Linked DNA regions of Mus musculus: region 2 is linked to region 1. Evidence: chromatin loops called from intact Hi-C (ENCODE). Cell type or tissue: heart. All regions are shown on one strand. Links, peaks and the distances in the headings refer to the core of each region. The heading gives the core; the rest is flanking DNA. Region 1 overlaps Copz2 (coatomer protein complex, subunit zeta 2). Region 2 has its middle 26 kb from the start of Gm11529.

Region 1 (10,107 bases), core at 1,414-9,413:
TTAAGAGCACCGACTGCTCTTCCAAATGGTCCTGAGTTCAAATCCTAGCAACCACATGGTGGCTCACAACCACCAATAATGATATCTGATGCCCCCTTCTGGTGTGTCTGAAGACAGCTACAGTGTACTTACATATAATAATAAATAAATCTTTAAAAAAAATGACTCCAGGGACAGCCTTGGGACCTGGGCTGTGCTGAGGCTGTGGTACACTCTTCCGGTTGGCCTTTTTATGTCTGCAATCTGGGTGACACCTTTTCCCTACTTTATTTCCCTTCGTGCAAACAGAAGGGTCCCAGCTTTGTTAAGGGTGCCACTCAGTGGTAAAACACTTAGCTAGCATGTGAGACCCTGGGTTTAATTCCCAGCAATGGAGGATGGGTGGGGGTGGGGGGTCCTGGCTTCCAAATGACAGGCTGCAGGACCTCTGTCTACTAGGCAGCGATAACCGTGCAGTTCTGGATCATGTTAACTACCACACCCTCGCCCTGCAAGGCAAGGTCACGTCTCTAGTTCAACAGCTCCTTTCTGCTCTGACTTGACTTTGTGATTCTCCTTTCCCGCAGACTGATGACAGTGGCCTAACAGAACAGAGTGTGGCCCAGGTAAGCCTCATGCATCTGCTTTGGCCAGAAACAGGCTAAAGGTCAGGGAGAGCCCAGTGCCCCAGGGGAGAGAGTCAGAGTTAGGAAACCAGAGGTGTGGGGCAAGGGATGAACTGGTGACTCAGAGCCAGCCATTGGAGGCTGCTGAGCTCTTGGCAACTGGGCAGTGAGAGATGGGTGGGCAAATTCCCGCCTGCTCACCTCATCTCCTACCCTAAACGAGCTACCCTGGTGATGCCAGGTTACTTGTTACCCAAGGCAACGTGGAGGCTCAGATCCCTCATATTCCCTCCAACCTGGACGGGTAATCCATGTGGGGCCATGCTGGGATAGTTAAGGGCCTTATCACCTTATCATAAGATCCGAACTCATCACATCTGCCCTTGGTAGCTTGGCTGTTGAAAAGAAGCCGACCACACGGCTGCACAGCCTTGAGATGCATGCAGAATACAGCGGCGCAGTGTGTGTGTGTGTGAGTGTGTGTGTGTCCGTCCGTCCGTCCTGGTTACTGTTAGCAGATTGATTCCCCAGCTTCACAGACTTCCTGACAGTCAAGCCTAATGGTTTGACCTCCTATGCTCTGTCAGACTTACTCCGTTTCTAAGAAGTTTTCTTCCCTGGCATAAGCTAGTCCTAACATGGTAGCCCTGCAGAGATGGGCCTTTGTCATCAGTGGGGAACACCAGATGTGAGACCCACTTCCCTACGCTGTCCTCAGCACCCCACCTGCCCTGTGGCCCCCCATGTTTCCTCATGTTCTGCTGGAAAAGAATGTGGCTGCGTGCTGGCTTTCAGAGTGGAAGTAGATTGAGAAGAGCCAGGAGTAGTGGCTCACGCCTTCAGTCTCAGCACTTGGGAGGTTGAGGCCACATGATTTCAGGTTCAAGGGCAGCCTGAGCTACACTGTGAGTTTCTGTGTAGGCAGGGATGTAGCAGGAGACTTTATGTAAAATCAAATAGCATAAAATAAACCAACCTGGGCATGGTGATGCACACCTGTAATCTCAGCACTTGGGAGGTGTACAGGAGGATTAATAGTTCAAAGTCATAACAAGTTTGAAGCCAGAGTGATCTACATGAGAGCTTGTCTTAAAGCAACAGTAATAAGCGGTCCATTGAGATGTCTCAGCAAGTAGAGGCACCTGCCTCCGAGCCTGATGGGCTGAGTCTGACCGAGATAAGAGAGCTGACCCCCTAAAAGTGTTTGCTGACCTCCACATAAACACACAAAAGTAAATACATGAAATACATATTAAACATTATTTTTTTTAAAATATTCATTTATTTTATTTATATGAGTACACTGAAGCTGTCTTCAGACACACCAGAAGCATCAGATCCTATTACAGATGGTTGTGAGCCGCCATGTGGTTGCTGGGAATTGAACTCAGGACCTCTGGAAGAGCAGCCAGTGCTCTTAACCACTGAGCCACCTCTCCAGCCCCATATTAAACATTCTATAAGGGGAGTGTTGATGAGCAGAGAAGAGAAGAACAGCTGGGGAGGGCTAACTGCATGGCTCAGTGGTTACGAGCACTCACTGCTCTTGCAGAGGACCCGGGTTCAATTCCAAGCATACACATGGTGGCTCACAACCATTTGTAACACTAGTTCTAGGGAATACTGGTGTCTTCTGCAGGCACCAGGCACACATGTGGTAAGCAGACATACAGACAGACAAAACACCTATGCACATACAAAGTTAAAAGAGAAGAATACAAGCCGGGCGGGGTGGCGCACGCCTTTAATCCCAGCACTCGGGAGGCAGAGGCAGGCGGATTTCTGAGTTCTAGGCCAGCCTGGTCTACAGAGTGAGTTCCAGGACAGCCAGGGCTACACAGAAACCCTGTCTCGGGAAAAAGAGAGAGAGAGAGAGAGAGAGAGAGAGAGAGAGAGAGAGAGAGAGAGAGAGAGAGAGAACACAGCTGGAATGGGAGGCGAAGCCCTGGGTGTGGCTCCAGGCACTTCACCGCATGGTGGGGCAGTGCATGCTCCTGATGCAGCGCTTCCAGTTTGGAGGCTGGGGCATCAAAGAACGAGACTGTTTCAAAACCAAACACAAGCCAGACAGTGGTAGAACACTTTAATTCCAGCACTCGAGAGGCAGAGGCAGGTGAATTTCTAAGTTCGAGGCCAGCCTGGGCTACAGAGCGAGTTCCAGGACAGCCAAGGCTACACAGAGAAACCCTGTCTCGAAAAACCAAAACCAAAACCAAAACAAAACCAAACCACTACTGCTACTCCCACCCCCTAGTATTCATTTGAGTCATCCTAAGCTTTTACTTTGCCAACAAAAACTGAATGGCAAGTTACTCAGCACCTCTAGGGCTCTAGAATAGAATTTACCTGGTAGAGTTATATTAATTACATGATTGGCCATGCTGCCAAACCTGGAAAATTAAGTTGTACATCCTCAGGAAACAATTCCTCTCTTTCTAAATGAGCAAGCAACAAATAAAGACTGGTAGGGCCTTGTTATGTAGCCCAGGCTGGCCTTGAAGCCCTTATCTCTCCTGCCTCATATTCCCAGGGCCTGAAATTATAGGCACCACACATGAGGATTAGTGGAAATCTTAAAGAAACACAAAAGTTATAGGGACACAAAATGAAACGTGGAGAGAGAGAGGTTCCTTAGCAGAGATTCAAGAACTTCACTGTCCCCAGCAAAGAGGGAGATTCCAAGAGAGGAGGACATACACAGTGCGGGGTGGACATTTTGGAGGAGGCTTTATGCCCAGAGAGACAGTCTGAGTATCCCGAGTCCCCCCTCATGTGTTGGCATCACGTGTGCACATTGGCACAGATACGGGCACACACTGGACTGAGATGTTTTTTCTTGGTAGTAGGAGCACACACACATACACACACCTGACAGCTTTGTCACATCAGCAAATGGGATGGGGTGCTGAGAACACACCCCATCAAAACCAGCATCACAAGTTTATTACGGTGTCAAGTGTCTGAGCACAGGCGTGGTTGAGCCTGGGCCCAGTCTCTGCCTGCCTGATGGCGCGGTGAGGAGGCACTATTACTGTGGCCTGATATGGCTTAGGGGAGGCAGGGGCTACCGCCTCACCCACAGTTGGACAGGCTTGGGAGGCAGCCAGCTGGGTTGCAGCCCTCTGGACCTGCCCTAGCCTCCAAAACCTCATCTCATTAAAGAAGAGGCAAGCTGCTGCCATCTAGTGGCCAGGGCTGGAGAGGCGCCCTTGTCGACCTCCAATCACTGACATTCTCAAATATTTCTCCCAACCTCCTACTCTCACTTCAGGTTCTTCAGTCAGCCAAGGAACAGATTAAATGGTCGCTATTGAAATGAAGACCTTGGAATCAAGGCTCCTTCCCCAGAGAACTTTTGCCAGTCCCCGCGTAAGCCCCAAGATCTCAAGACGCAAGAGAGACCACTCTGCCTTCTCAGGCCTCTCTCAGAACTGATCCCTGAGGTCTCCTGCCAGGGATTCTGAGACGCAAAAGCTTGACCCCAGCTCCCTCACCCCTACTCAGCATCCTAACCTGGCCTTGGGGCCATGGGAACCAGCAAAGTTGCCTCCCCTCGGACCTCTGACATCCTCAGTCCTAGGCCTTAATAAACTTACATTTTTCCCCCCCAAAGACCTCCTTTCTTGACTTTGAAGTGTGTGTGTGTGTGTGTGTGTGTGTGTGTGTGTGTGTGGTGTACGTGCGCGTGTACACTACACCTGTGAATGAGGTCAGAGTGGGTCAAGGGAAAGGGTTGTGTTTAACACGAGGGGTGCAACACTGATACCCTGGTGTTGCATGAGTAGTTGAGCGGTTAAACACGACGGTGTGGCATGGTAAGAGTCATAGTAACAGGAATAATATTCTTCCAGGAAAAGGAGAGTGAAGATGGCTTCTCCATTTTGTCTGTGCAGTACCCACAGGGAGGCTCCGCTAGGGATTCCTTGAGTCGTTTTTTCCATTCTAGGCTCCAGAAAGGAAGGGAGTCAGGCTTACTCTGACAAACCCAGGAACTGTTTGGCTATTTTTCTTGGCGCGCCTGGGACCGCGGAATTCTTATCTTGGCATAGATCCTGGGCAGTAGAGCTCTATAATTTGCTGTCTCTATCTGGGGGCGAGAAGGCACCGAGTGGTGGCCACTGCGCGTGTGTGTAGAGCATCCGTGTACCTACGAGGAGGCGAAGGACGGGGGTCGGGGGAGGGACGGACAGGGGTGTCTAGAGAGGCGACAGACGGAAGGAGATTCACGGCGACACATCTCAAGGATGGAGATGAATAAACTTTCTGAGCATCCCGAACCCCCTTCCTACCCTAGTCCCAATCTCTGAACTTTCTCTCGGTTTTTCCTGTGACCCATACGCTTTCGGCGTCTCCACGCCGCGGACTCTTCTTTGGCAGCGTGGGGTGTCATCTTCTTGGATCCCTGGAGGTTTTCAGCGGCTCCCACGCTCCGCCCCGGCCCCGCCTCTCACAGGAGCATCGCGCAGCAGGAAGCTCCGCCCCCTCACCACATCCGTGGTCCTAGAGCGCCACCTGGAGGTACTACGGGCACACCTCAGGGTCCTGGGCCTCGATAACTCCGCCCCTGAGGTGGAACCGACCCTCCTCCCGGTGTTTCTCACTGATCTCTGACACCAGAGCCAGTGCGTTGCCCTGGCAACCATCACGCGTGACTTCCCGCGACTTCTCTCCCAACGCAGAGCTTTTTGGCAGCCGCCGTAATAAAAATAGTGGTGAGCCTTGGATCTTAATAAAAGCCTGTCCCGGTGGTTGTCATTTCCAGGCCGTGAGTGTGGGAGATCAGCCTAGGTTGCGTGAGACACTATCTCAAAACAAAACAAAACAAAACAAAACAAAACAGATATTTATACTGAATTTGACTACGTCTGTAATTAGAGAACTCTACGAAGATACGGGGATGATTATCTACTCATTGTAAACGCTTACTATAGTGTCTTTCTAGAGTCGCTGTGCACACAGCCCAGAGTTGCAAAAAGGCAATCCTGAGAGAGGGGGAAGGTGGCACAATAAAATTGTGCAGTTCAGGGGCCAGTGTGGTGACGGAAAAGACATTCTTTGGATTATTTCTCAAATATTCAGCCACCCGTAGCACTTGGCTCCACCATGGATGGAGCCAAGGCCCGGAGGAGTAAACTGCCTCCTGGCAACCCGGCCTGACCTGACTTGGTCCTGCAATTTCAGTTGTGCGAGGACGGGAATGGGAAGCATCAGGCAGAAGCTAGGAGCTCCAGGAAGGCTGGCTCACACAACTCTCTGAACTACACGATACTGTCCACATTCTATTAAGGGATACACCGAGACCCTGAAAGTTTCGAATATACAAGTATATCGCAGCTTCCGCTCGATAGGGGATAGAAAACTCCTCATTATACTACAATATCTGAATTCCTTACTCGCACTTGGTCCTCACAGGGTGTGGAACACACAAGCCTATAATCTCGTCTCTTGAGAGGTGGAGGCTGGAGAATCAGAAGTTGAAAGTCATTTTCTAACTATTTACTGTGTTTGAGACCAGCCTAGGCTACAGATGGTTAAAGGTAACAAGAAAGTGTTCCTTGACTTGCTATGGCTAAAGGCTACTACCCTGATCCCATAGGGAGGGATTAGCAAAGCAGCGACTGGGGGGTTGCGTTGAGCTGAGCTCCCATAGTGGTGATGACCCCAAGTCTGCAGGTCCAGTCTTCTGGCTATTGCGTCTCCCTGCCCCCCTCGCTTTCTGCATCCAGGTGGAGCCGCCTAGACAGCAGGCCTGGCTGACAGCCCGGAGCCCTGGCCGCTGCACCAGCTTTTCCGAGATGAGAGCCTCATCATCGTGGCCACTGGCCGGAGCCTGAGGGATTTCGGGAAGGGCGTCCGCAGTTCTGAGCCAGGGCTTGCCTTCCCGAGTCTGCCCACCCCTGGCATCCTTCCTTGTCTTGCCCATCGCACCCAGCAGCTTCGAAGAGTGTGCGGGAAAGGATCCTTAGGGCCACTCTTTTCCCTGCAACAGAGTAAGAACCGGATCAGAAATCAAGACCTCAGGAATGTGGGCTCACCCAGCCCGAGGGCACAGGAGGAAATACAAACTCAAGAACTTGTTAACTTATTACAGGGACGTGCCAGACACAACACACACCACACACACACACACACACACACACACACACACACACACACACACACACACACACAGAGGCACGCTCCTCCTGCTTTCCTCCAATTGGCTGGCAAGAAAGGCAGGGCATGTGGGATTGGTTCTCACCCCGACACTGATGGATGGCTCCCTGTGACTGGATCATTGTCGGCTGTCAGGAGGAGTGGGAGGCGACACCCGTGCTCTTCTCAGGGCCTCAAACATTGGTAGAGCCAGCCAGGCCTGGAGAGAGAAATGGGCAGAGCAGCCTGCCCAAAGGTCCGAGTTTCTTTGCCCTCAACCTCTTTGAAACACACTGTGAAGCGATGTGCTTTCTGGAGGCTGAGACAGGAAGAGAGCCACGAATTTGATGCTATTCTGGACTACATAGCAAAACAGCGCCTGTCTCAAAATAAGTAAAGCAGAAACTGTTATTAGATTATGGGGAGGAATTAGTTCTGAGCTCTTAGTACAGTAGAGCTCTTTAATGGGAACCCTGGCGAGGGGAATAATTTGCTGTGCACAACTCAGCTTCACTTTCCTCCCAACCTGGGTCAGTGTATTCACATATTTAGGTGTCTGCGATGAGCCAGGCACAGAGAGGAACTAGGGACAGCAGTGGGGTTGGCGTGGAGAGGCCATAGAAGGGATTAGATTTAAGGCATATGTCCAGGTATACGCAGCTTTAAAAATCAGCTCTCAAGCTGGAGAGATGGCTCAGCTGTTAAGAGAACTGGCTGCTCTTCTGAAGGTCCTGAGCTCAATTCCCAGCAATCACGGGGTGGCTCACGACCATATATATATATTCTATATATAGATATATAACAGGATACGATGTCCTCTTCTGTTATGCAGCCACATTCAAAGAGCACTCATATACATACATAAATAAGTCTTTTTTAAAAATTCAAACCTTCTTCTGAGTATGATGGGAATTCAGGTTTAAAGCACAAGATGTGTGTGGTTGGTTTGTGGGGGGTGTTTGGTTTTGTTGTTGTTTTGGTTTTGGTTTTTCTGTTTTTTTGTTTTGGTTTTGGTTTTTTTGGTTTTTTGAGACAGGATTTCTCTGTGTATCCCTGGCTGTCCTGGAACTCACTCTGTAGACCAGGCTGGCCTCGAACTCAGAAATCCTCCTTCCTCTGCCTCCCAAGTGCTGGGATTAAAGGCATGCACCACCATGCCAGGCTGTGTGTTCTTTTTAGTAAGTATTTTCAACAAAAAAGTTGAACAAGTGGTTGCCAAATTATATTCTCCCATCACTTGAATGGTCCTGTTCTAGTTTCCAATCTCTCCTTCATCTTAGATGAGAACCTAAGGAGGCAAGACTGGTGGTGAGGGGGTAGACCTTAGACATGCAGGTGAGCGTGCCCCCCCCCCCCCGCACAGGCTGTTCGGTGGGGAAAAAAATATATTGGTCATAATACTAACTTTAAAATTCTTGCTGGGCGGTGGTGGCGTATGCCTTTAATCCCAGCACTGGGGAGGCAGAGGCAGGCGGATTTCTGAGTTCGAGGCCAGCCTGGTCTACAGAGTGAGTTCCAGGACAGCCAGGGCTACACAGAGAAACCCTGTCTTGAAAAACCAAAAAAATAAAAATAAAAAAATAAAATTCTTTTGGCCCTAGTAGGGAGCTGGAGAGATAGCTCAGTACTCATTCCCAGCAACCACATGGTGACTCACAACCATCTGTAATGGGGTCCAATGCCCTCTTCTGGGGTGCATACAAATATGCACTCTAAATAAATAAATAAATAAATAAATCTTTTTAAAAAGCATTGGGGGGGGGGCAGGCTTGGTGCCACATGTCTGTAGTCCCAGCACCCAGGAGGCAGAGGCATGTAGATCTCTATTAGTTTGAGGCCAACCTGGTCTACCAAGCCAGTCTAGGACAGCCAGGGCTACACAGAGAAACCTGTCCTGAAAAACAAACAAACAAGCAAATCTTTCAGAATGAATTTTTCCAACAGACATTTACTAACTGGCTATTCTGAGCTGGGCACTTTTACTGAATGCCAATGGGAGCTTCTTCATTTTTATTCATTAATGTCATTATTGTTGTTTTTGTTTTGTTTTTTTTCCAAGAAGAACAGGATGAACTGAAGACTCTCAAACAGTTAAAGGACTCAAGGACACAGTGCTTTATCCTAGGTTGAGTGATATAGAGAGATTTATAGATACGCTGCAACTGTTCAGTGGAAGGTGCACGCTGGGTGTGTAGCCTAGGACTAATGAGAATCTGATCCTTTGTGTCCACTTCCCAAGTACTGGAATTCTAGGTGTGAGCATGCCCTGTTTACTCAGGGGTAAGGATTGAACCTGGGGATTTGCGCATGCCCGAACCAGCCAGCACTCTGCCGGTTCATCTTCATCTCTAGTCAGGTGACTTTACACACATTAGAGGTCACTCCTTTTAAGTCCATGCTTTAACATGTATTTATTAGATATTAGATATAGATATTAGATATAGATATCCTCATACATAGCCATGCTTTAACACCACTTCTTGCTTTATCCAAGACACCACAAACCTGATGTGGTATAGTACTTTTTTTTTAACTCCAGCACTTAAGAAGTAGAGGTAGGAGCCGGGCGTGGTGGCGCATGCCTTTGATCCCAAAACTTGGGAGGCAGAGGCAGGTGTATTTCTGAGTTCAAGGCCAGCCTGGTCTACAAAGTGAGTTCCAGGACAGCCAGGTCTATACAGAGAAGCCCTGTCTTGAAGAAGAAGAAGAGGAAGAGGAGGAGGAGGAGGAGGAGGAGGAGGAGGAGGAGGAGGAGGAGAAGAAGAAGAAGAAGAAGAAGAAGAAGAAGAAGAAGAAGAAGAAGAAGAAGAAGAAGAAGAAGAAGAAGAAAGTATGAGGGCTTGGGGCTGAAGCCTGCTTAGCACATATGAGGCTTTTTGTACACCCCCAGCATAGAAAATTCTCTAGACATCCCCAAAAGGATGCTCCTGCTTCCTTCCAGACAGCAGCCTCTTAGTGAACGTGAGGGAGCCTTGGTGGGTGTGTGGAGAACGCATGGGGTAGGCAATTGATTAGTAGAGACTTGCCACAACTGTTTCTCAACCTCCCTGAGGTGGAGGACCACCCATTCGCACCACTCTGAGGTTACTCCCTGTGGCTGGATGCCTTCCAGAAGATGGTAGGGAAATCTAAGAATTTGGAACTTGGAGAAGTAGACAGTGCAAAAACCAGAAATCGCAAACTGTCTCCGTGGGCCTGCGAAATGACTCAGTGAATGGAAGGGCTTGTGGAGTAGGCTTTATGACATGAGTTCCATGTTCAGAACCCACAGACGAAGGGTAGAGCTGACTTTCGAAAATTGTCCTCTGATCTCCATATGGATGCCATGACATCTTCATGAATGAGTGTGCACACACTAGTAAAGATG
Region 2 (10,107 bases), core at 845-8,844, 420 kb before region 1:
GTGTGGATTTTTGAAACCTCAAAACCTTCCCTCAAGGACACACCTCCTTCAACAAGGTCACACTTCCTAACCCTTCTCAAAATATTTCCACCAGCTAGGGACAAAGTATTTAAATATGTGAGCTTATTGGGGGCTATTCTCATTCAAACCACCATATATAAAGCAAGTATGTATACTTTGTTTTAAAAAATTATTTATTTATTTAATGTATATGAGTATACTATAGCTGTCTTCAAACACACCAGAAGAGGACACCAGATTCCATTACAGATGGTTGTGAGCCACCACATGGTTGCTGGGATTTGAACTCAGGACCTCTGGAAAGAACAGTCAATGCTCTTAACTGCTGAGCCGTCTTTTCCAGCCTCAGTATATATACTTTTGTTTTATGTGTATGAGTATTTTGTCTGCATGTACATCTGTGTACCATATGTCTGTCTGGTGCCCTCAGAGGCCAGAAGAAGAAACCGGGAAAGTTATAATTGGAGTTATGAATAGTTGTGAGCTGCTATGTAGGGGCTGGGAATTGAACTTGGGTCCTCTAGAAGAGCAACAAGTACTCTTAATTAGTGACCCATCTAACTGGCCCCTGTTGTTTTGGTACAGGATCTTATGTAGTCCAAGCTGGCCTAGAACTTGCTATGTAGTTGGGGATGGCCTGGCCCTAAGATACTGTTTTGCTTTTTTTTTTTTTTTAATATCAGTCAGGGTTTCTATTTCTGTAATGAAACACTGTGACCAAAAAGTAAGTTGGAGAGAAAAGGGTTTATTTGACTTACAAGTCAGAACAGGAACTCAAACAGGGCAGGATTCTGGAGGCAGGAACTGATGCAGAAGCCATGGAGGGGTGGTGCTTATTGGCTTGCTCCCCTGACTTGCTCAGCCTGCTTTCTTACAGAACCCAGGACCACTAGCCCAGGAATAGCACTACCCACAATGGTCGGGGCCCTTCCCCTTGATCACTAATTAAGAAAATGCCTTACAATTGGATCTCATGGAGGCATTTCCTCAGCTGAGGCTCCTTCCTCTCTGATGACTCTAGCTTGTGTCAAGTTGACACAAACCAGCCAGTACATTTGTGGGTTTTTTTTGTTAGTTTTAAGACAGGATCTCCCTATGTATTCTGGAATGACCTGGAACTTGCTAAGTTCACCAGGCTGGCCTTGAACTCACAGAGATCTTCTAGGATGCTGGATCTTCTAGGATCATGTCTCTCCCTAGTATAAAAGTCTTGAGTGGGCTCTCACTGACATTGTTATTCAATGTTTTCCATAATTAGGTACCACTTCTGTAAATTGCAATGAGTACTGTATATGTACGCCCACCCAAATCCAGACATTGAAACACTCGCCCTTAGGGTAACACTATTAGAAGGCAGAACCTTTGGGAGGTGATTTGGTCTTGAGGGCAGAGCCTTTCTGAATGGTTTTAGTGCCCTTAGGAAAGAGGCCCCAGAAAGCTAACTCATCCTTTCCATTGTGTGAGCGCACAGCTAGGAGGTGGGTGTCAGTTAGGAGGAAGCAAGCCTTCCTCAGACACTGACTTTTCAGGCCTTTGGTCTTGAACGTTTTTTGCTTATCAGCCACCGAATCCACAGCATGAGGTTGCAAGAGGCAGATGGACTTCTAACCTCCGGTGAGCTGAGATCACACAGGGCAGGGGCTGGATTTGTATACTGTCAAGCCCATCTCTCTCACCTGGCTTACTGACACACCCTTATCACTCACTTTAGCATTAGCTGTGAGCAAAACAAGGAAGCAGGAATGAGTGACAGTTGTCTTGTCCCATTGAAAACAATTTCTAGTGGACAAGACAGACAGACTGACAGACAGACAGACAAAAAGTTCTCTATGAGTTAAAGGCCTGGTTTATGAATCAAGTTCCAGGACAGCCAGGGTTACACAGAGAAACCCTGTCTTGGAACTGCCCCACCCCACTGAGGAGAGAAAGAGAGAAAGAGAGAGAGACAGAGAGAGAGAGAGAGAGAGAGAGAGAGAGAGAGAGAGAGAGAGAGAGAGAGGTAAGTGCAGAAAACAATGGAGCTCTACAGTACTGGAATCAGGTTTTCAACTCTCCTCTTATCTCTTACTATTTCTCCTTTTTCTTTAAACTTTAATAAAACAATGTGTATGCGCGTGTGAGGCCAGAAGATGTCAGATGTCAGATCTGCTGGAGTTACAGGTGGGTGTGAGCCGCCCAGAGTGGGTGTCAGATGTCAGATCTCCTGGAGCTGGAGTTACAGGTGGGTGTGAGTCACCCAGAGTGGGTGTCAGATGTCAGATCCTCTGGAGCTGGAGTTACAGGTAGGTGTGAGCCACCCAGAGTGGGTGCTGGGAACCAAAACTGCCACCTCCATGGCCCCACCTCCAACAGCTTGCTGCTTTTCCAGTTGTATCGGAACCCACATTCTAATAGCTTCAAAGGGACTTGTGAGCACTAATGACACTTTGTAAACAAATGATTCGCGGAGAACACCTCTCAAATAGATAGCAAATAAATCTGGTATATTTCTTGAACATTTCCTTTTTAAAAGAATATTTGAGACAGATGTAACATAGTATGATCTTTAATTCCCTATATAGCAGCAGATGACCTTGGATTTCATATCCTCCTGTCTCTACCTCCATGTGCAGGTATGCACCACCACACCAGGTTTTGTGTGGTGCTGGGAATAGAACCAGGGTGTTGGGTGTGCCAAGCAAGCACTGTACCAATTGAGCTGTATTCTCGACCACTCTCGGATGTTTAGAATTAAGCATCCAGTCTAGTGATCCCTCCCATTTGAACCACAGATTAAATGATGTATGATTTAGGTTAGGTGTTAGTCAACTTTAGTGCAAGAGGCTGTGTAACACATATCTGGAACTCTCAGCGGCTTACGGTATAGCTCTTGCTCACACATTTGTGAACTGGTTGCAATGAATTCTTGGCACAGTGTGGATCTTTTCTGTGACGTCTCTATGTAGTCTCTCATTCTGGGACTCAGGATGAAAAGGCAGTGGTAGGCTCAGGCAAGGGATAGGATGGCAAGATTCCAAAACAAGGCAAGCCTTCAGAGTTAAGAACCCTGCTCGCACTCCATTGGCTAGAGGCAGTCACGTGACTAGGTCCGTCATCAGGAGAGCGCTGACATTTACTCCTCCCATGGAGGGATGTAGTAGCGAGTGAATGCTTGCTGAACAACTCATCGCAACACAGAGAGCTTATGGAGTTTCCTTCACAAGTGGCCTTTACAAATAGAAGAGTTTGTTATCTATCTGGGTTCCTCAGGGTACCATATCACCTGAAGGAGGACCAGAAGACATGACTTCTTAAAGATGCCTATTTTGGTACAAAGGGCCATGTAATTTGTGTTTGATATCTGCTTGCCACTGAAGTCCCTTTTTCCTTTTCCACCAGAGCTGTGCCAGGGGGGTGATTTCCTAGCTAGGGCTTAATATCAGAGTCTCTGTGTGATTGTATACAAGTGACAGTCACACAGCAAACATAAATACGGAAGAGGCTCTGATACCATCAGGGAACAGTATTCCTGCCATCAGGCCAGCTTTGTCTGCCACCGCAGTGCAGTTAACTTCGGAATGAAATTGGAAAGCTAACTGACGGTCAGAGGGGACCTGGAAGATTTTCATTTGTAACGGAGACAGGCAGGGCACAGTGAAATGTAAGACAACAAACAGGTTTTGCCACAGGCTAGAGAAATGTGAATGCCCTTAGATTTGAATATACTTGGATGGAGAGAAGCCAGGTACATGGGTGAATTCATACCTTAGTTGTTTTGATTCCAAGATTTCATAAGCTGCACCTTTTCACACACACACCCCTGGCTGTAATAACTTTCCCATCTTTCTGCTCCAGGGTATTCCCGCCACCCTCACCCCACACATTTCTTCCATCAAGAACTCTTTAGGTTGTTGTCATTTAAAGTGAAGTCCCTAGACCAGAATGGCTGGTCTCAGATGATAGATACTATTTAGAAATACATAGCTTCCTCTCCATTCTCGCTGAACCCAGATCACTAGCGATGAGATGAAGAGCAATTGTCTCCAGGTAACTTTGTATCAGTTCTTCAGGGGATACTTTATGCACATGCACTGCAGCAGGAGAACATTGCGATTCTGACTCAGTGGACCACGGGGCAGAGCCTGTGACCTGTATCTCGGAAGACTTTAGGAACCCAGTCATGGGCTGGAGAGATGGCTCAGTGGTTAAGAGCACTGACTGCTCTTCCAGAGGTCCCGAGTTCGATTCCCAACAACCACATGGTGGCTTACAACCATCTGTAATGGGGTCTGGTGCCCTCTTCTGGTGTGTCTGAAGAGAACAATATACTCATATGTATAAAATAAATGAGTACATCTTTGAAAGAAAGAAAGAAAGAAAGAAAGAAAGAAAGAAAGAAAGAAAGGAAGGAAGGAAGAAAGAAAGAAAGAAAGAAGAAACCCAGTTATGTACATAGGCAAATCAGTGGTCCACAGTTCCAAAGCCTAACTGTGCTGTTTGCATAGGATTGATGTATTAGAGAAAGAGGACTTACTGAGGGTGGGGTCTTAGTCAACGGCCACCTGGCTTTGTGTTTTGTTTTTCAAGCATATTTTGGTCAGAGAGTGGGTCTGATGACAGTGAACCCACAAGGTCTCAGCTATGGAAGATTAAAGATGGGGCGAGGAGCAAAGGGACAAGCAGGGTAGGGGTTTGTAGACCTGGGTTCTAACGCTAGTTCTTGCTCTGTCAATAAGTGTGTTAAGATGCAGTCCCTTATTTCTCTGTCATCTATAAGCTGAAGATGACAGTCATGCAATCTCTTGACATGCTGGCCCCTATTAAAATGAAATAACATTATACTTACTTTAGCAGAGGATTTTTCTCTCCAAGTGAGTAAAGGAGTCTTAGCGACATGGGGACGCTAAACTGCAGAACTGAGAGCCATGTGCTGAGTACTTGGCCCCCAGGTCCCTTGTGAACCATAGGTGGAATTAGTTCTAACTCGTCCCAGCTCCGACATGCCTCTCAAGGTGTTGTGTTGAGGATGCCAGATCTGAATCAGGTCTCAAGGACGGAAATCTTTGCTAAGTGTGTGACTTTGGGCACGTTATTCTCCTGAAGCTGTACTTTTTTATTTACTAAAAATGAAATGATGATTTAAAAAAAAAACCTATCTGAAAAGGTTACTGGGGACTTTAAAAGATTCAGTATATGTCAAGGGCTTAAGACAGTGTCTGGCGCATTGGCTCAATGTCCCCAGGCTGGCACCTGGAGGAGGTGCGACCTCAGATCCTGCAGCAGAGGGCAGATGGCAAATCTCCCTCTCGCCTGTAGGTGGCGCCTCTCTGTGTTGAGCTGACTACCTGCGTCCGGCAAGTCTCAGCAAATCAAGTAGTTTCCTGGCATCTCTTGCTCTGCCTAGGATTGCTAGAGCCTGACTCCTACAGTCTTCTGAAGCTTGCTCCCAGGATGGCCAGTCTTAGGGATACCGACTTCCTAAAATGACATCCCTTCCCTGCTCCTGAGCACCTGCCACCCAGGAGGACTGGTCCTGGGAGGGTTCCCCAACCAGCCCTTGAGGTAGGGAGTTTCCTTTCTGCTAGGTTAAAATGACAAATTGGTACATGAGCGGTTAATGAAAGATGCTGGAAACGTCTGTGGAGATCAGAAAAATCGCCTCTCTGAGCTGACAGCCAGGCCATCTGCATTCCCGCATTTCTATTAATTCCTTAACAATAAACGACAGGAGCGCCTAGAGGGTTAACAGCTTAATTTAATCTCTGAGATTCCTTCCTGGAGCACTGAGAATTAGAAAGGCAGTTTACTGAACGTTATCCGCACACCTGGTTTTTACCCACTTGATGCCCTGAATCTGTCTTCCGGGCCACTCCTACTCGCCTGTACGCAGAGGCTCTGAATACTTTTCACGGGTCACCCTTGGACTCACTGAACCCCAACACTGGTCTCCTAGTTTCTCCACATTGGGCTTCTTACTTGCAGTTACTCTAAATGTTGGTTTAGGTCATTTCCCTGGGGTGGGGGATGGCTTTCTCTATAGGGAATGAATATCCTTTCCACAACCAGAACAAGAGCTTTTGACGTGAGTGTGAGTGTGAGTGTGTGTGTGTGTGTGTGTGTGTGTGTGTGTGTGTGTGATGGCCTCTGTGTGGGCGCCACAGCTTCATGGGCTCAGTTCTCGACTTCTACCTTTACACCGGTTCTGGGCATGGAACTTGGGTCACTAGCTTTTTATCAGATGAGGTATCTGGCTAACAAATCAGGCTTGGAGTCCCTAGCCAAGCATGAAATACTACTTGGAGACATTATTTCTGATGCTAATCCTTTCCTCTGAGGAAGACCAAGGCTTGCAAATGTTTAGTGGCTTGTAAGATTGTCTATCCAGCTAATGTCAAATCCCTCAGATAGAACTCAGGTCTTCTCACGCCTGCACAAACACTTGTTCCATAATAGGGTCGGCAAACAAGTTTGTCTTCCGCCTTCATGACTTAACTCCTCCGGAGGCTGGTAGGTAGGGGCTGCCTAGGTTGCTCCCTGGTTTAGGAGGAAAGGCCTCAGGGACACTCATGCTTTCCAGGCCCAGGGAAAGAGCAAAGGTATTTGCTGTCCTTGCATTTTTCAGTGGGGTTCCTTTGGGTTAGGCATTTAAAGACTCTATTAAAATGGAAATGTTATCTTGGAGGAGTAATGCATTAAGCCATTATCTGTCATTAACACCTTGGCAAGAACGCATTTAAGATGAGCCTGCTTGTTACTGGCAGCTCCCTTAGGGAATGGGAACTCTGGCCTCCATAGAGAGGCCTAGGAAAGGGTCTTGCCCTGGAGAAGTGCAACATTTGTAGAGAAGGAGCAACTGTGTCAGGAATTTCTATCTTTGCACCTTACAGAGCATTCTAGAATCAGTCACTATGCTATCTGCTCCTAACAGGTGTATGTATACTCCTAATCTCAGGTTCTTGTATAAATAGTTTTCTTATTTATTTATTAATTGTTTTATTTATTTACTAATTATTTTATGTATTTATGTATTATTTATTCATTTATTCACTTTTAAAAATACATCAAAATTCAGAGGTACGTAAGAGAATCCGTCAAGCCTCAGCAAACATTACATATAAAGTAAGGTGTCTAGGCTCCTTTAATTAAAGTTTGATTCATCAGTTCAAAAATAGTACAAGGTCAAGCTCAGTTTTCCTTCTCTCTCTTTTTTTCATTTTGGTTTTTCGAAACAGGGTTTCTCTGTGTAGCCCTGGCTGTCCTGGAACTCACTCTGTAGACCAGGCTGGCCTCGAACTCAGAAATCTGCCTGCCTCTGCCTCCCAAGTGCTGGGATAAAGGCGTGTGCCACCACTGCCTGGTTCAGTTTTTCTTTTCTGTCTTGTTTATCTATCTATCTATCTATCTATCTATCTATCTATCTATCTATCTATCTAGAACTGGCTTTGAGCCATCAGTTTTATTACTTTGCAGTTGCCATATTTGATGGTTTTTGTTTGTTTGTTTCAATCTTTTTCCTAATTATTTTTATAGACAGTCTTCTGCTAGCCTGGGCTGGCCTGAAACTCATGACCTTTCTGCCTCAGCTCCCAAAAGACGGAGTCACAGGTGTGTAGTACCACATCAAATTGAAATCACTTCTTTTCTATTGCTTTTAGAAACAGGGTTTCTTTGTGCAGCCTTGGTGGCTGTCCTAGAACTCGATCTGGACACCAGGCTGGCCTTGAATTCACAGAGATCTTCCTGCCTCTGTCTACTGGATGAAAGGCATGAGCCATCCGCCATCTTCCATCTCTTCTCCTCTCCTCCTCCGGCTTGAAACCACTTCTTATGCAATTTTGTTCATAGAGATAGAAGAAGAAATAGTAACCTCAAGCTTACTCATCCCTTTGACTAGAAGGACCACCCAGTACCTCTCAGAACTCCTCAGTGCCTAGAACGGAGTCATGTGACCACCTTTAGTTGCAAGCTGAGCCTAGTATTTTCAGTCTCTGCAAGAGGTGTATTTGACAGGCAGTAAGTATATCTGATAAGACGTAGAACACAATCACTCACAAGGTCTAAAGACTTAAACGCATCTGCTCCTTGACACACTTCATCTGCTAGAGGCGTTTCCTTTGTGTCTGTGGTTCTGGCTCCTGAGACCACATCCTCCCACTGAGGGGCAGGAAATGTAAATGAAGATCAGGGCCATTGAGATGTGTTGTGTTAACTTGGACTGTGACCATAAATGTCTTTGCAAACAGCCGTCTGTCTGTTTGTCTAGGCTCTAATTTCTCCACTCTCATCTCGTTAACTAACCTCACGGTGTATCAGCCGCCATCATAGCCATGAACAGGAGACCACCCATTCTACAGCGTCTGTCTTCACCTCCCACGTCCCCAGACTGCAGGTGTTTGTTTGTGCTTGTAGTATGCAGAGCGCTCTGGTGACACCCACCCCCACCATGTCCCTAACAGACAAACTGAGCTTTGCTGCTGGGAAGGTGGAAGTTGGGAAGCAGGAGTCCAGTCAGAGCGCTGAATACCATGGAAAATATAGGCATTGGGGGTCTGCCAAACAAAGGAACCATTGGCTAAATTAATCGCACTAGGATTGGTTCCTGGCAAAATTTCAAATTAACAAAATAGCTTTTGGTTAATGGGTTAATACTCTTAATACATAAAGAATTCTTATAGCTTCAGAAGGAATGTGAAAAGGAAAAAAAATGAAAATATATGAAGATACAAGTGAAAAAATTAAAATATATGAAGATACATAAAAGGTAGATGCATCTTTTAAAAAGTTCATTCTTACCAAAATCAAGAATTAATTAAAGCAGTCTACCAGTTCTGTCAAGTTGTCAAGATGACAGAAGATGAATTTGAGAAGATTCATTAGAAATTGGTTTCCTTCTCGCTCTTATATTTTATGTGTATGCTTGTTTTGCCTGTGTGTATGTCTGTACACATACATAACCTGTAACCTGTGTGCCTGGTACCTGTAGAAACCATAAGAAGGGTCAGAACTAGACTTGCAGGTGGTTGTGAGCCACCACGTGGGTGCTGGGAAGTGAATGCAACTCCTCTGCAGGGGCAGCCCGTGCTGCTCTGCTGCTGACGATTCTTTTGGTTTTTTGAGACAGGGTTTCTCTGTGTAGCCCTGGCTGTCCTGGAACTCACTCTGTAGACCAGGCTGGCCTTGAACTCAGAGATCCGTCTGATTAAAGGCATGTGGCAGCCATCCCTAGGAGTCATCTCTCCAACCCCCACAGTCTCACTAGATCTTATATGATTTTCTGTATTACAGGGGTTGAACTGTTAAATTCTGTATTCTCAGGCTTCCATGTAGCCAGGGTTTTGATCTTGAGATTTGACAGCACTGTCCGATGCTGTCCATAGCCTTAGCCATGACCTTTATATTCTGAGCTCTATGGCCACCAACTTCTAGGCTGATTTGGAGGAGTTGATCTCAAGGGTTATTGCCTATCAGCTTGAGATGAGGAAACTTTAGTTTCATCTCTAGTTCTGGCTTCCTGACTTTGAACAACAGTCACCCGGGGCTCTGAGCCTCAGTGTCCTCATCCGATAAAATGATCTCTCTGATGAATCCGTTCATCTCCAACAGCTTAGATCCATGCTCACCAAATACATTACCAACTCTTCTTTAGGGTAGTCTGTCATCAGAGAACTCCAAATTCCTGTGGCAGACCAAAGTTCATCTCTTTGACTGGACCATGTTAGAGACCACACTCTCAGGGTAGGTGTTCTTGTTGTTGTTGTTTGTTGTTGTTGTTGCTGCTGCTACTGCTGCTGCAGCAGCAACTGGGGCTGCTATTTTGCTTTGGTGTTAGGGATAGAGCCCAAGGCCCTGTTCCATGATTGGCAAGTATTCTACCATGGAGTGGCGTCATTCTTGGCCCTCAGTGTTAGTATCCAAATGCTTTGCCATTGAGGCTCTATGATTATAATCTATGCCAGTGGGTGACGTTGCTTTAGAAAGTCCTCAGACAGAAGCCTTTAGAATTCTCCTGCCCACCATTTTCCAACTCCCCCGGGACTTCCAGTGCCCACATAATATGTTCACTATTAAAAATATGAGTCTATCAGGCCAGGAAACAGTTTCTCGTCC

The links. Hi-C counts contacts between places; a loop is a spot of excess contacts. Peaks named below come from ENCODE experiments on the same cell type or tissue, not always from the same donor. Only the 100,000 strongest peaks of a DNase experiment are listed, where the experiment ranks them.
Region 2: a loop joins it to region 1, with 9 times the contacts of the local background. A loop is called at or near these places in 5 of 42 quality-filtered maps.

The regions. Positions count from the first base shown.
Region 1 is chr11:96,856,987-96,867,093 of GRCm38, forward strand. It overlaps Copz2 (coatomer protein complex, subunit zeta 2), which reads left to right. Exons shown (of 9, transcript NM_019877.2): 8 at 567-605; 9 at 3,877-4,217. The coding sequence ends at 3,924. It overlaps Gm11523 (a long non-coding RNA gene), which reads right to left. Exons shown (of 4, transcript XR_880183.2): 3 at 6,847-7,119; 4 at 5,456-6,585. Among named protein-coding and RNA genes, the nearest start is that of Mir152, 12 kb to the left of the region's middle. In heart, for the core only: a CTCF peak has its summit at 5,125 (motif pointing left); DNase peaks (open chromatin) are centred at 3,715, 4,645, 5,045 and 6,345; H3K4me3 peaks cover 2,664 bases; H3K27ac peaks cover 1,404 bases; H3K27me3 peaks cover 1,140 bases.
Region 2 is chr11:96,433,641-96,443,747 of GRCm38, forward strand. No RefSeq gene overlaps it. Among named protein-coding and RNA genes, the nearest start is that of Gm11529, 26 kb to the right of the region's middle. In heart, for the core only: a CTCF peak has its summit at 5,304 (motif pointing right); a DNase peak (open chromatin) is centred at 5,311; H3K27me3 peaks cover 4,211 bases.